Linked DNA regions of Homo sapiens: region 2 is linked to region 1. A link is a loop called in an ENCODE intact Hi-C map of the cell type or tissue named here. Cell type or tissue: MCF 10A. All regions are shown on one strand.

The links. A loop is a pair of places that touch in the nucleus more often than their neighbours do. Peaks named below come from ENCODE experiments on the same cell type or tissue, not always from the same donor. Only the 100,000 strongest peaks of a DNase experiment are listed, where the experiment ranks them.
Region 2: it touches region 1 in a loop (7-fold over the local background); 2 of 110 quality-filtered maps call a loop at or near these places.

What each region holds. Positions count from the first base shown.
Region 1 is chr1:208,181,036-208,189,035 of GRCh38, forward strand. All of the region lies in intron 3 of PLXNA2 (plexin A2), which reads right to left. Among named protein-coding and RNA genes, the nearest start is that of PLXNA2, 59 kb to the right of the region's middle. In MCF 10A, no CTCF peak of the experiment used is centred here; DNase peaks (open chromatin) are centred at 3,486 and 4,336.
Region 2 is chr1:208,104,265-208,112,264 of GRCh38, forward strand. The region is part of intron 4 of PLXNA2 (plexin A2); the gene reads right to left. It overlaps LOC105372887 (a long non-coding RNA gene), which reads left to right and starts at 2,626. Exons shown (of 4, transcript XR_007066850.1): 1 at 2,626-2,695; 2 at 5,476-5,594; 3 at 6,020-6,089; 4 at 6,483-6,526. In MCF 10A, no CTCF peak of the experiment used is centred here; DNase peaks (open chromatin) are centred at 3,827 and 4,127.

The sequences.
Region 1 (8,000 bases):
GGCTCTGAGCCTGTGACCTCTTCCTTCCTTTCAGATTTTAATTTGCTGGACTGGGAGACAAATGCATGTGGGAGGTTCTCTGGAGTGATAGGAACACACTGAGGGCTATAAGAAGCATCAGAGAGGCTTCATGCTGGCTGGGGCCCTGAGGACAATCCCATCTACCACTTCCCGACCCAGGTAGGCAGACCGAGCCTTTTCCTTCTGAGCAAGCCCCTTTCCAGGCACTGCTGTCACCTCCTAAGGCTGAGGAGGGTGGTGGCAGGAGGGTGCAGGGAAGGCCCTGTCTGTTCTCTGGTCTTTCCTTCAGGGGGCCAGACCCTGAGGGGTGCAGCCTAGTTCCCCAGAGCACATGCTCCAAATCACAGCTCCAGTGACAGCTTTTGCTTTCCCAGTGAGGGGGCTAGCTCAGGAGATGAAAGTCTGATCCCACTGGCAGCTCCACAGGCTTCCTTTGCCAAAACACACTGTGAAAAGACCCCTGACCTCCACCTCATACTTTCTCTGCTCCACCTCCCGTCAGCCCTGTTTGCTTCCCTCCTCCCTAGAGAGGGTTAGACAGCCCAGTAATTTAGGGATCACTAGCAAGAAAGGTGCAGAGGTCAGAAGTCAGAGAGGGGCTGGGAGGGGAATCTCACCCCTGCTCTCTGGCAAAACCTCCCACCTCTTTCCGCCATCTGTAGACCAGGCCGTTGTGGGCCCGAGTTCACTGTGAAGGTAGGGATGAGGTCCAGGGATGGGAAGTGGCGGAATACAGAGCGATAGGAGGAGAAGCTGTAATTTTAAATTATGTCCAGAAAAATAGCTTTTGGGAGGCAAATGTTCTCCTCCAACTTTCTTATTTTGAAATTTTGCTAGGAAAGAAAATGTTACACTCCCCTGAGACCGTGTCCCATTTAGGAAGTTCTTTCTATTATCTCATTTCAACTCCTCCCTGCTCTAGCTGCTATACAAACAAAGGCAAATTGACTTAGTGTCTCTCCTGTCTCTTTCACCGTGGCCTGTTCAGTCTAGCTCAGCTCAGCTCAGCTCCAGAGCTTAGAACTCAAGACAAAAGGAATCAAACCAGTAGAAGGAGATGAGCAATGGGTTCATCTCTCTTCCTTAAGAAATCAAAGGCCGGGTGCAGTGGCTCACGCCTGTAAACCCAGCACTTTGGGAGGCTGAGGCGGGCGGATCACAAGGTCAGGAGTTCGAGACCAGCCTGACCACCATGGTGAAACCCCATCTCTACTAAACATACAAAAATTAGCCGGGCATGGTGGTGCCTGCCTATAATCCCAGCTACTTAGGAGGCTGAGGCAGGAGAATTGCTTGCACCAGGGAGGTGGAGGTTGCAGTGAGCCCAGATCGCGCCACTGCACTCCAGCCTGGGTGACAGAGTGATACTTTGTCTCAGAAAAGAAAAAAAGAAAGAAAGACAGAAAAAAGAAATCAGAACCACCAAAAAACTGCAAGAGAATTTTTTGGCAGTTCCATAGCTACTGAAAGCGTCTTGCTCTGCCCATGCGAGTGGCAATGTTGGGACACTGCATTCATGGAATGGAGCTCCGGAAGGGCCTTATGAGGCCGTCTCCTCATTTTGCAGATAGGAAAACTGAGGCGTATTTGCCATCACTCTGCTTGTTTGTAGCAAAACAGGGGCTCTCCTGCTTTCCCCTGTAGTTCTGAGCAAGAAAAGGGGTTTGAAGGGCAGCCTTTCAGCTGGGCAGAGCTGTGCGGGGAGTTTGCATCCAGTACTGCTGGGTTCTAGCCCATTCCTAGGTTGGGCAGCTCAGCCTCTCCTAGAGGAGACTCTGGCTGCTGAGTGACCCGGTGAATTAATGCAGCTTCTGGCTAGGGGTAGGGGACAGTAAAAGCCAAGGAGCCAAGATCAGAAAAAGGAATAGCTTCTTCCCATGTGGAATCAAGCTGGGGCTGCCAACCTCCTAGTCAAGAAAGAAAGCTTTTCCTCTCTCTTCCTCCTGTTTACCCACAGCGACTGGGGGAGGCTGTACAGAGAGGCAGGTTGAATGTATTCAGTCTGGGATAGGGAGGGAAAGTTCCTCTGGGGCTCCCCCTTCGTCTAGGGGAGAGGTCAGAAGAACAAAGGTCACAGATGGACCTGCCATGATATGGGAGGAGGCACATGTGTTGCAGTGAGCCATGGAGGGTGGGGGCACAAGAGTTTGGCAACTCAGACAGGGGAGAAGCCACTGATGGCTTATAAACCAGACAAGGTTCATCCTGAATCCGGAGGGAGGGCAGTGAGAGCCCCATGAACTCACTTTCTTGAATGTCACTAACATTTCATTTCACCCTCACTCTGCCTTCCTGTCTCTTTTTTTCTCTTTCTCCCTTAACCTTCCTCAGCAGGGGATGGGGGAGTAGAGGGAGCCGGAAAGGAGGTCTGCAGGCCTCGTTGACTCTGCTGACCATCCACAGCCAGGAGCTGTTGCTGACAGAAAAGAAATGAAGGGGCAGAGATGGGAGGGAAACCAGATGTCCGCAGTTGCAGCACCATTCTGCGCAGCGTCCCCACTGGGGTCCCTGCTGTAGACGAGAAGCCAGAGCCAGGTGCCAGAGAGGGAGAGGGGGGGGTCTTTGGGGGTGGGGGACGGTGCTGGGCCCCACTCCTGCTTATCTACCCCTCAGTTTCTTTTACCTGGGAAACAGATCACCAAGAGAGGCCCGTCTGATGCTTTAAGCTGGGAATTTGGTTTATTCTGGGGCAGATGAAAAAGAAATTGCACTGTAGCATCTTACAAAACTGCCCCCTTTTCAACTGGGACTGAGAGTTGGAGACTTTTCCTTTAGGCTTTCATGGTACCCTAGACTTCTAAGTTATTTCTACTTCATATTCTAGAACTGTACCATCCAGTGTAATAGCCACTAGCCACAGGTAGCTATTTATCCTTATATTAATTAAAATTAAGTAAAATAAGAAATTCAGCTTTTCAGGCACACTAATATATGTCAATCTCTCAATAGCCACATGTAGCTAGTGGCTATTGTATTGAACAGCACAGATATAAAAGTTTTTTCTCATCACAGAATGTTATCTTGGACAGTGCTGTTCTAGGAAGTTTTTACTCAAGTGTAACTTTCATTCTTGATTTCCCCAGATGTTCACATGATAGCCTGCTCCTTAGGAATGAGGGCTAACTGGCCCAGAGGATAGATGTGGGGTGGGTTGAGACAGGGAGGAGGGAAGGGACGGGTAAGAATGTTTATTCTGCCAACCCGAAGGTTTTCTTTAGACTCTGAGTCTCTTTGCCAGTCCTAAGCAATTTAACTTGCCTGGGGAGGAAGGGGGACGCTGTCTGTAGCAAAAGAGGAATTCAGGTGGTAGCTACAGCCAAATAGGTTTTGCAATCATATTCTGCCTCCCTTCTCCACCCCCTGCTTAAAAAAAAAAAAACCAAGGAAAGTATACCAAGGCCAGCCCTAGATAATGTGGGTGTGGTGTCATTACCCTGACTTACTCATCACACCCCAGGGCCTCTACAGGGTTGGGTGTAGGCAGGGATGGAAGGGGCACACAGGCTGGGGATGAAGCAAGCAGTTATGCTTCAGTCAATCTTGAAAGCTGTTGACATGATGGAGATGGAATGAGAGATGTTAAAGCCAGATATTGGGCACACCCAGCAAAGCCTCCCGCCCAGCTCACCCTTGAGCCTGCGCTGCTTTACTCACATTAAGAGATCCGCTGGTGCAGAGAAATCACAAAGAGTACACACACACACACACACGCCTCATGCAGTTCCAGGGAGATTTCTGGAAAGAATCTTTAGCCCAATTTCTCAGTAAGCCTCAGCTGTTCCCCCAGGCTTAAGCGGGGGGCCAGCAGATGGTCCCAGCTAAATAGGCAAGCCTCCCAGTTCCTCTAAAAGCAGGGTCTGGGCCCTTCCAAGCCCAACAGTCCAATTAAGCTTTTTGCCCACAGGTGGAAGCAAAAATGAATTTGGGGCCATTCTTCCCTTCTTTTAGGCATGGAGCACTCAGCCCTCCCATCAGCCCCCTCCCTACTCCTGGCATTGGCCCATAAGGAATCCCTGCCTCTCACACTCTGCTCTGAACATTAGGTTCCTCAGGGATCAAAGACTCCCAGAAAGATTTCCTTCTAAGGTGTCTTCTAGGCTGCAGGGATTTGACTGAACCGTTCAAAGGAAAACTCCTGGCTTGGCCTTGTTAAGGAGGCCCTCTCAGTCCAGGAGGTGGGGCCTCTCAGGATTAAGGCCACAGATCCAGGTACCTTCGATGATGTTCTTATTTCCTTTTCCCAAGGGCCAGAAAGTGCTGCAGGGAGATCCTGGTGCCCTGCTCTTCTCTAGAGGCCTCTCCTCGCTGCAGAGCTCATTGGCATGACTGGCATAAATATATCCATATATCTCTCTATAAATATACATGTCTTTAGCTATATATATCTTTTCTTCTAAAGACTTGGCAAGAATTCCCTACAATCCTTTTCCATGACACTATAGAAAATCAGCAGAGTCATCAGTTTGATGGTTCCCACAAAGACTGCTTGGGGTTGACCTCTGCAAAGCTCCCTTGAATCTTGCTTCCAGTAACCCAACCTCTTCAGCCCTCGCCAGCCCCCAACCCCCTGGCAACACAAAACACAACTCGATTTCCTGAAGCTGAAGCTGCCCCTTTATTCCTTGTTGGTCTCTGAAAGCAAAAAAAAAAAAAAAAAAAAAAGGAAAAAAAAAAAGAAACTATCACTTTTGAGCTATTGTCTTAAGAGAGTAATAAGCTTTGTGTTCCTCCAGCTGGCTGCAAAAGGGAATTAGTTGTGCAGTGGGATCCAATGGCACTTAGAGACAGGTGTGGCAAGGAAGAGGTGCTGGTGGTTTCAGAATGGGCCACATCTCTGTGGGTGAGCAGGAGGGCAGGGCAGATAGAGGTGGTGTCTATCAAGACTTAGCAACCACTGGGGCAGCAGACTAGATGTAGCCCTCCCTGCAATGACTCCTTGCATAAACAGAAGAAACACCAGTGTACACGCACAGGTGGGGAAAGCATCCCCATGACTTTCTGAGGGAGTTATCACTAGGCACAGATTCTGAGAGCGCTATCTTCATCACCCTGCATCATCATTTGTTGGAAGGAGGCCCAGGAGGGTAGGAGGAAAAGGCTGGCTCCTCCGTCTTTTTTAAATCCATCTTTCCTTCTCCACCATTAAAGGCTTGGGTAGGTGGAGACAACCCCTGTGACTTCTCTTTGAGGTATTCAGATCCTAGCCACATGTTGACACCATATTTAATCCTGAAACAGGTTTCCTTTTCTTGATTTTTAAAGTGGGGGTTGGGAGAGGGGGTTCATAAATAGAGAATAGAAAATGCAAAGGAATAAGAGAATCAACAGAGAAATGTACAAAATGTAATTTGGCAAAAAAACAAACAAACGGAAAAAAACACAATAAAACCAAAACCCACAACCACACCTCCCATAGCCTTTCTTGTTTTGTATTCTCTCTTTTTAAAGTTGGGTTGTTATCTTTGCAACAGAGAATGCCAGCAGGTGTTGCTGGCAGCTGTTTAATGACAGTGTCAAGAACATCTTTCAGAAAGGTAGGCTTGGAGGCAGGAGGCGGTGATGGAGAAAATGGGATAGGGGGAGAGTAGGTGGCCCCACATCTGTAGAGAAGTAGCTAAGGAATGAAGGGCTGTCCTGGGAATTGCAATGTTATTTTATTTTTTTTTTTTTTTTTGAGACGGAGTCTCGCTCTGTCGCCCAGGCGGGACTGCGGACTGCAGTGGCGCAATCTCGGCTCACTGCAAGCTCCGCTTCCCGGGTTCACGCCATTCTCCTGCCTCAGCCTCCCGAGTAGCTGGGACTACAGGCGCCCGCCACCGCGCCCGGCTAATTTTTTTTGTATTTTTAGTAGAGACGGGGTTTCACCTTGTTAGCCAGGATGGTCTCGATCTCCTGACCTCATGATCCACCCGCCTCGGCCTCCCAAAGTGCTGGGATTACAGGCGTGAGCCACCGCGCCCGGCCTGCAATGTTATTTTGTACAAAATCCTTCCTGTAGGAAGGTGGGGGAGGGACAAGAGACATTTTTCAGTTTTTTTGCAGACCTAAGAATTTTGAACCAGAATTACATGCAGCTTGCTGTGTCTCTGGACAAATATCTTAGCTCCTCACTCAGCATCTACCACTTTCTTCTTTATTGTTAGTGACTGTCATGAGGATTAAATGAAAGGACCTGGAGACCCTTAGAGAAGGGTCCCAGCAGTCTCCAGGGGTGATTAGCCCTGCAATTATTCCACATCTGGAAAAAGTAATAGCTCCCAGACTGGCAGGGTTATGTCATGGACCAGCAAGAGAAAGATGGTTTTTGTTACATAGCCCAGAGAGGCTGATCTTGGTTCTGTGTGTGTGAGAGAGACCGTAGGGAGGCTGGATTTGGAAGGGAGGGAAGCAGGAGCAACAGCCTGAACAACAAATGCGCTCCAAAGAACACCACCTGAACAACTCGAGCTCTGAAATCTTTTCTGCACTGTGCTTTCAGCTTACTTCCCTAAAGCTGACTCATGAAAGCAAACCTGAAACTCTCACAAGATAAAAAATTTTTTAGAGACAGCAAACCAGCCAGTGCTATGCGAAGACGTCTGCAAGGTACTCTGTCCTATCTGGACTGTTGTTTCCCTTACTGTTAGCACAATGACCAGGATCTTGTAAAAGTCCCTGGCAAGTATTTTCTCCACCTTCAGAGCATTACCAGGCCATGTACTTGCGGGATAAAACCTGCAGGTGTTAGGTTCTTTCTGATGCTGCTGATCAGATGGGTCAGGTAGCAGAGAGAAGGCAGCACTAACCCTTACATTTGTGCAGTGGTGTGCAGTTACTGTTGCTTTCACACGTATCATCTCACTAAATTGCCCCACGATCCTGTGAAGGAGGAACTGAAATGATCAATGTCTCCATTTTAGGGATAAGAGAACTGGGGTGATTTCCCCAAGGTCAGTGGCTGTAGAGCTGGGACTGAGCTCAGCCCACCCGATTTCTGGGCTTCTCTCCCCCAGCTCCACATTGCACCACCACCAGTGACGCGCACCTGAATATTTATGAGAATGGAGCCCCCAGATCACGTCTTGAGGGGAAGAACAAAGGAGGCAAGCTTATCTCATGCCTTCAACTAGGCACCTGAGGAAAGAACCCATGTCCTATTGTCCTTTACACCTACTGTAGCCCAAAACCTACAGAGATTACATGTCACGAGGTTCTAGCAAGATAGGCTGAATGCCTGCTTTAGGGTAGGATAGAAGAAAAGACACAACAAAGGTATGGAGCCCTCATGGAGGCTGTGAACTTTGAGCCACAAAACTAGGGATTTATGCCTAGGATCCACTGCTTACTGACTCAATAATCTCAGTTCAATCCATTTGCAAAATGGAGATATAGGCTGGGCGCAGTGGCTCACGCCTGTAATCCCAGCACTTTGGGAGGCCAAGGCAGGAGGATCACCTGAGGTCAGGATTTCAAGACCAGCCTGGCCAACATGTCGAAATCCCATCTCTACTAAAAATACAAAAATCAGCTGGGCATGGTGGTGGTTGCCTGTAATCCCAGCTACTCGGGAGGCTGAGGCAGGAGAATTGCTTGAACCTGGGAGGCGGAGGTTGCAGTGAGCTGAGATGGCACCACTGCACTCCAGCCTGGGCATCAAGAATGAAACTCTGTCTCAAAAAAAAAAAAAAAAAGAAAAAAAATGGAGCTATGAATCCCAACCTCTCAAGCTGCTATGAGAACTAAATGAGAGGAGAAATGTGAGAGTATACTGCATACTGCAATGTGTAAAGTTGGATCTTCTGGACCCTGCAGTTTCAGAAGTCACCAAAGATAAGATGGCAGAGGGTTGTGGAAGCTCCTCTTCTTCTGTAGAGCAATGCTTATGTACTCCAGCCCCAGATGGGCTGGATGTAGTGCACCCAGGAAAAGGGATAAGCCACCTTAGGATGGAAAGGACCTGGTGCATGGCAGGTTCTCTATGAATGAGTTTCCCTTCTGTC
Region 2 (8,000 bases), 77 kb before region 1:
TCCACGGCATCCTCCTGAGAGGTTCAGGATGGATCCTAACACTGTTCACTCAGCAAATGTTTATCAGATGTCAACGCTGTGGAGCTCTGGTGCTATGCAACAGAGAAACGACAGCGAACAGCACACAGATTCTGCCCTCCCAGAACCCTACGGTCCAGTGGGAGTTGGTAATGACAAACCGAGACTTGCTCTACATTGTGCTGAGTTTTTGTTGTGTGGGATTGCTGTGAGTGCTGAAGGTTTGGGGAACTTAGCGAAGAGGTGACCAGTGGTGTAGGGGTGCCTTGAAGGGTAAGAGGGGGTCAGATGCAGAGACCTGGAAAGACATGCCAATCTGAAGGATTGTGATGAGCGAAAGCGATCATGGATAAGTTCAGTATAAACTTAAGTGTAGGGTGTACAGTGGGTGGGAGGGGAGAGAGATGAGCCTGCCTTTCCTCTCTTGGGTGTCCCCACCCATCCTTCCTACATCATCACACTTAACATTGCATATATGAGGCTTTTCTGTAAGTCAGTGACATGATCAGCTTTAAACATCCCTCACCTCCCTTTAATAATAAAAACATGAAATGCAGGGAGATGAGTGTAAAATCTTGCAATTTAGCTTTAAAAAAGACTGGTACTATAAGTTTAAGACGGGGGATAGCTGATTTGAAATAGTTCAAGTGTGATAGACCTAAGGGTTTGAGTTGACTCAAAGTCAACTCAACTCAAAATCTGATGTGACCTGATAGGGTGAGGTGATAACGAAAGAAGCTAATCTGACCATGGGCTGCATAAATAGACACACAGCATCAGGGTCGAGAGAAGCCACCCCCCACTGTGGAGTCCGGAGTTCAGGTCTCCGCAGCCTGCCCTAGGAGAGGCGTTGCTCAACCAGAGATCCTTCCTGGAGGGTGGCCAGGATGGGGTGGGATGCAGCAGATGAACCTGGGATGTTTATTTAGTCCAATGAAGAGTCTCAAAGTAGTCATGCAGGCTGTTTTCCAGTGTTCGAAGGGGAGCAGTATGGCTGCAGTGGGACTCATGGGTGAAAAGCTCAGAAAAGCTCAACATCATGCAACCGCCTGGCTTTCCAAAGGAACGCCTATCACAGGGATGCATAAGCAGTCAAGGTGACATTCGTCCCAAAGGCTGGAAGAAAGGATTTCTGCCCTCAGAGGAAGGCTACATTAGTCCCTGCCAATTCTGACATTCCAGCCTTCTATTTCCCACAGTTTCCCTAACTCCTCCTTGAGACTGTTGATGATTTTTGTCCTGTACAACTCTACAGTTAAAAGATAACATGCAGCCACCACCACCACCACCAATTCACACCGCCTTAAAGAATAACCCTTGAACCCTGCCTCATGGCCCACGATGCCTACAAGAAACACCTTTCAGACAGGTATCTGCCGGAGACCTTCTAGTGTACGTCTCCCAGGCCTGGTGACTATCAGCCCTCTGGGATAACAGAGACCCTGGCTGCCTGGGAGGCTTCCGCTGGCCCCCTCCAAACCACTCTCTGAGGCCTGAGAATGGTGGTCCAGTGCCTAGCCTCCTTTTCTTGGGTTTCGGGCTCCTTGTGAGGGATGTCTGCATCTGGCTGCAAATTAAAACAACTGTCTGCATTGCATTCGGCCCGTCTGTCAAAACACAGCCCAGCCCTCAGCAGCTGGGAAAAGGGGCCCTGAATGGGAGCAGTGTCTCCAGCAACAAAGCCCACTTTCACGCCAAGTGCCACGGAGATAGTGAAACCCTGTTCTTCTCCAAACATGAAACCAATAGCACAACTATTTTTCCTGTTTCCTGGGCCCTCCTGGTGATTTTTTTTTTTTTTAATGCACTGAGTTGAAGAGCAAAGTGAAACAGGAAACTTGTAAGTTGGCAGGGGTGGAGGGGGGGTGGTCTAAAACTTGAATTATTCTGTCCTCTAAGATGTAACAGCCACACACAAACCAGAGGAAAGAAATGTCACAGTGACCGGGTGGAGACCCTCAAAGTCAGATGTTCCCAGGAGCCTCCTCTGTCTCTTATATTCATGTGCTTCTATATTCATTTGTCAGTCAATATTCATTGATTGTGTCCTCCATCCAGGCCAGTGCTAGGCACTTCAGAATAAAAACAACGACAGCATTAAAACACAACTAGCACCTTCAAGTTGCGAACAGGCTAGCAATAAAAAGAAGAAAGCGATACGTGTTCTAAGACAAGTATTCAAAGAGGGCTGAGGGAATTCAGAGCAACGAGAAAACACTGCCTGCATCTGTGCTGCCCAGTACAATAGCCACTAGCTTCATGCGGCTATTGAGTTTGAAATGTAGCTAGGACAAATTAAGATGTACTGTAAGTCTACAATACACACTGGATTTGGAAGATTTAGAGAGGAAAAGAAAAAAGGGAAAAAATTACATCAATAATTTTTATTGACATGTTGAAGAGATATTTTGCTTATCTTGAATTAAATGTATTATTAATTTCACCTGTTCTTCTTCCTTTTTGAAATGTGGCTACTAGAAAAGTTAAAATTACACATGTAGTTCATGCTTGTGGCTCATATTTTATTTCTATCTGACAGTGCTGCCCTAAACGGAGTATACACAGTATGTGTCCGGGCCTTAAAAGGTGAAGAATATTTAGACAGATGAAGAGCATTCCAGGTGGAAAGAACCATATAAGCAGACACTGGAAAGCAGGGTTTCTTCAAACACCTTTGGTGAGGGCAAGGGAGGGATGGTGCAAGTCTGGATATGTGAGTCTGGGTGACCATGGGAAGAACTGCAAAGACCACAGAGCTGGAATATGTGATGCCTCCAAGCCTTCTAGCCTTGGCCAAAACAATGTCCTCCATGAGGCAGGTCTGGGGCCCTCAAGGAGCAATGGCCCTCAGTGTATGGTTCTCAAACCAGCACCATTGGTGTCACGTGTGAGATTACTGAACATGAAAATCCAGGGTGCACTAAATCAGAAACACTGGGGAAGAGGTCCAGGAAATGGGTCTTAACAACTCTCCAACCGATTCTTACGCAGGCCAACCACTGATATAGATGACTCCAGCTCTCCGAGTGGGTCTTTTTAAATGTTAGGTCCTGGGGCCAGGAAGAAACAGAATATCACTCTTCCTTGGTGCTATGGAAGGAATTAGAGGGATTTTAGGGGTGTAGGGGAAGGCAACAGTGCTCTGGGGACTACTTTATGCCCAGTGAGAAATTGGTTCTAATCATTCTGCATCTATGAAGTCCATAAAGGACCAAGTTCAAGCCTCCGCAGTCAGGAGCCACTTCACTTTGTACCCCAGGTGACAGCCCAGCACTTGTTCTAGGGCTGGGTCGGGTGGGGAGGGAGATGTCTTCAGAAACTCAAGAAGGAAAGGGAGCTTTCTCCTGGAGAGTGTCCACCGCGTCGGGCGCCCTCTGTCAGGGCTGACTCAGAGTTTAACGGGACACTCTATGACACTTTAATTAGCATTTGTTTACTATTATTGCATTTTAATTATGCCTGAGGCTCCTTGGCCCCCTCCACTCTGAGTGCTGGGATCTGGGGGTGGCTGGGCTGGCAGGTGAGTGTGGCAATGGGAATTATACAATGGGAGGCCCTTCTCCTGCCCCCTATGGCCTTCTCCCCAGGACCCGCAGTGCTGCTTCAAACTGGATTCCACCCTCATGCTTGACATTCTTTTCTGCTTGATCTTATGGCTTGTAATTACACCTTTAATGAATATAACTGTCCTGTTAAGTCATTTACTTAAGAAATACTCTTATTTAAAGGTGACTCACACTGTGTTCTTGGCTCTCCTGGCCCCGGGGCCCCGCGTCTCTGGTGCCTTCCTTGGCCTGATTCAGCGGGGCTGAAGATACATGTGGGAGGGACTTGGCAGGGAGTGCAGAGTGTGGGGCAGTTTTCCTTCCCTGACCAACTCTCTCAATTCAGCACACGAGTAGCCCACAGAGTGTCAGGCCCAGTATAGCCAGACACATTATCAGATAATTATTAGAGGCAGTGGGGACAAGTCACTGAGGGAAGCCACTGGACCCAGCCTCTTTCCTGAAGGTCTTGAAAAGCATGGCACACCTGTAGTGTTTGGACCATCCAAGGTAAGGCCAGGAAAGCCTCAGAGGCCCTAAGAGTGAGTCATCCTGGACAGAGCCCCTGGGCAGTTACTCCCATCAGGAGCAGACACATCACCCTTTCCACAGAAGAGTTTCCCAATGGTAGGCATAAGAACAAGCGCCCTTTGCCAAGTGAGCCTGGGGACAGAGAATCAACACTGCATCTCTGCCACCCTATATGGACACCTGGAAGGACCCACATGGTTCTGAGCTCTTCTATGGCTCTTCTGGAGAAACGCCTGAGGTGAAAGCAGAAAACCTCACATGATTCTGACAGTGGATCATGCCGGAGGCCCATTTAGTCCTTAAACATCTACTGAGCACTTACATTGTACTCAACCCTCTGTTAGGCATCAGGGCTACATTCTCTTCCCTCCTGGAGCCCATGGTTCAGTTGAGAACAAAACCAAGGAAATAGATAATCTCAATATGGTAGGACAGATGCCACAATAGAAGTAGAACCAGGACCGTCGTGGCTCAGAGGACAGAGAGTGGCAGCTCACCTCAGGGGGCTCTGGCAGGAGCACTCAGTGTTCAAGCGATCTGCAAGATTTCTTTGCAATCATGCAAGAGAGACACAGAGGGATGAAAGGAACAAGGGAAAATTGTTCCCCAGGCTGGTGGGCCCCTCCAAGATTGAGAATTTAATCTCTTTCTTCCCTGGAATCTTCCCTGGAATCTTCCCTGGAATCTGCCCTGCCAGATGGTACACCTGTCCTCACACGTGTCCCCTGCTCCTGACACAAGGGAAGAAACAGAGGCCTTCTCAGTGGCTGGGAGCCAGGTGGCAGGGGTGGGAGGTGGCACAGATGCCCGAATGGAGCACCAGTTGGCCTCATCAACAGCCTCCTGGTCCTCAGGGCTCAGGGCAGAGCACACAGCAGCTGAAGCTGATGGAGCTGGCTCCCTGGGCCTCTCTCCTTTCCTTTTTACCTTCTCTTGGTGGTCCCTCCCTGCAGGCCCACCCCTTCACCCCTTCAGGTTTATAGGGTCTCAGAGCCACTTTCTTCTCTTTCCCCCAATCCAAACCTGTTTTCAAGAAAAGATCTGACACTCATTTACACACACAGCTGATGGTGGATTGAAGAGAGACCCCTGCTGGGGCTGCTGTATGGACAGAGATCAATAACGCAGTCACAGCAATCCTGGCAGAGGGTTTTGGCATTTTTGAAATGCTTTCACACACATTATCTCATTTGATCTGCACAACTCCCCAGAGAGGAAGAGAGGACAGGTATTGTTATGTGTTATGATTTTCACTGGATCTACTGAGAAATTAAGGCCCCCAAAGAGCGCTTAAGTCCTCACTTGCAGTGAGTGGCAAAGTGGCCAACTGGAGGAGAATCCTCCACGGCCCATGATGGGACTGACTGTTCGCTCTTCTCAGATATACTGCAAGGGCTCTTTCTGAAGGATGAGGAGGGAGAAGGTGGCCCAGGAGTCCACTGCGAGATCCGAGGCAAGAGCAGAGCGGGGATCAGGAGGCTTGAAGCAACCTGAAGGCAGGTGAGGCTTCTGCTTCTCTGCACCCTACAGCTCCTAGTACCCAGTAGCTGTTAACTGATGGAATAAATGGGTGGGTGGAGTTTTTCTTCTTCACAGGCTTGCACCAAATCTTGTAAGCCCTTCTGTAAATGGGTGCAATTAACATGGAGATGTTGATTTTCTGTAGATTTTCTGCCTGGCAGCCTAGTGTACTATGCTTCCCTTGACACTCATTCAGAGTCCTCACAGGGAGAGAAATGTGGGCCAATGTTTGGGGAGGCCCAGTCCTGCCCCTGACCCTGGCCTTATTCTCTCAGGCAGAGAAGCCAAGGTAGACCCTCTGGGGAAAGTCCAGGCCCCCTCCCTCCTGACATGCCTCTTACTCCATCCCCTTTGGCTCAGCAAGTCTCCAAAGAAAAATTCCCACACCACTTTCTGTCCTTCAGCAGGAAAGAGCTGATGTCTACTGGATGCCTGAAGCAACACCTTAATCTCAATCTCCCCTGCTGGGAGCAGGTGAGGGAGGCAGCAAGGAAATCATGTCCCTTTGGATCTGCTGCCTAAGGTTCTGGGGGAAGTGATGGGCACTGAGGTCTCCTGACAGCTGGCAGGCTCCTGGCTGGCCCCACCTTGCCCTGAGCTGGGCAGTGGACCGAGCTTGTTGAATGGATTGAAGCAGCAGGAACAATAATAACAACAGCTGCATGTATCCAGTATTTACCGCATGCCAGGCACGTCACATAGATTACCTCATTTAATCCTTACACCAACCTTTCCAGGGAGGTATTCTTAGTCCCATTTTACCTATTAGAAAACTGAGTGTCAGCTTAAGTAACGCAGGTAAGGTCATATCCTTTGTAGGGTAACAGAAACAAAATTGGTGTCTAAGTTTGTTTAATTCCCACACAGATGCAGCGGGGTCCAGACAGACAGAGGCAAGGACTGCAGAGGGAAGGCCCCTTCTCCTGGAGCTGCCCCAAAAGCGGCCACCGGGGCCATTCTTCTTCCTAGAAAGAACATCTTTCTGCTTCCTAGTCAAGCTGCTGGACACTGCAGGTCAGGTTCACCCGCCTGACCACTGCAAATCTCTTAGCTCATTTTACTCCCCTCTGTTTTCTAACAGTGATTCAGCTGGGTGAATCAGGAGCCAGACAGCAAGAGAGGTGATACCAGAAGGTGAAGAGGGACATAGATTGGGAAGGGTGAAAGATTCCCTAAGGGATTTTTTTTTAAACGACAGTCTTGTTCTGTCACCCAGGCAGGAGTACAGTGGTGCAATCACAGCTCACTGCAGTCTCTACCTCCCGGGCTCAACGGATTCTCTTGCCTCAGCCCTCCTGAGTAGCTGGACTACAGGTGTGTGCCACCACACCTGGCTAATTAATTTAATTTAATTTAATTTATTTTTTTTGGAGAGACAGAATCTCCCTATGTTTCCCAGGCTAGTCAAAAACTCCTGGGCTCAAGGGCTCTCCTACCTCTGGCTCCTAAAATGTTGGGATTACAGGTGTGAGCCTTTGCACCTGGCTGGACTTCTGTTTTTAAGCTTACTAGGACCAGAACGATAATGGAAGAGGCTGTGAGCAGGCTCCACGTTTTCCATCTGAGCTTCCTACAAAATGTCACCAAGCCCTCTGTTAGCACAGCTTGGGTAGTGGCCGCAGCAGAAGTTTTCTGTCCCGGTCTTGCCAGTGATCAGCTGTGTCGCCATGGGCACTCCGGTTATGCCTCAAGCCCTCATCTCCTTATTTTGAGATAAAGACAATATCTGTCCCACCTATCTCTGGGGCTCATCAGGAAGCAGAACACCTCTGAGCCCACACTTTCAGCTTAGGTTTTTCCTATGAATCAGCTTCACAGTAATTAATGTGAAGAACTCATTATTGTTTGTTCTCAGTGTTAGATCCATTTCTTTAACAATCAATAGTCATGCATTCAGATCCCCTTAAATTCTCATAAAGTAAATACCAACCCAGCCTCCTGCCTGTCCTCTGGGCTGTGAAAGTCACGTGATCAACACCATTAAGGAAAAAGAGGCACAAAAACCCCAGAAAAACAGCTGGAGGTTCCGGAGACTGTGATTGCAACTAAAGCAATGCACAACCTTCTGACCAGAAGCTGACCCCGGTGCTGTCTCCTAAGAACTCCTGACTATCTGGAGACCTGAGGGCGGAGTGCAGTTCAAAGAGAAAATCTATTTTTAATGACTTGGGGGAGAAGAGTAGAGTGGTTGAGTAATTCAGAGTAATTAAACCTATCTATCACTCAGAGAGAGGAGACCAAAGTTGGTTGAACTTTTCAATGACATTTTTTTTCCTCCTCATTCATAAAAACTCAGCAGAGGTCCTGCAGGAGTCAAAGGGGAGAGGACAATATGAAAAGAAACTTCTGGCCCCATACAGTGGAATTCAACCCTTGGATGAGTGC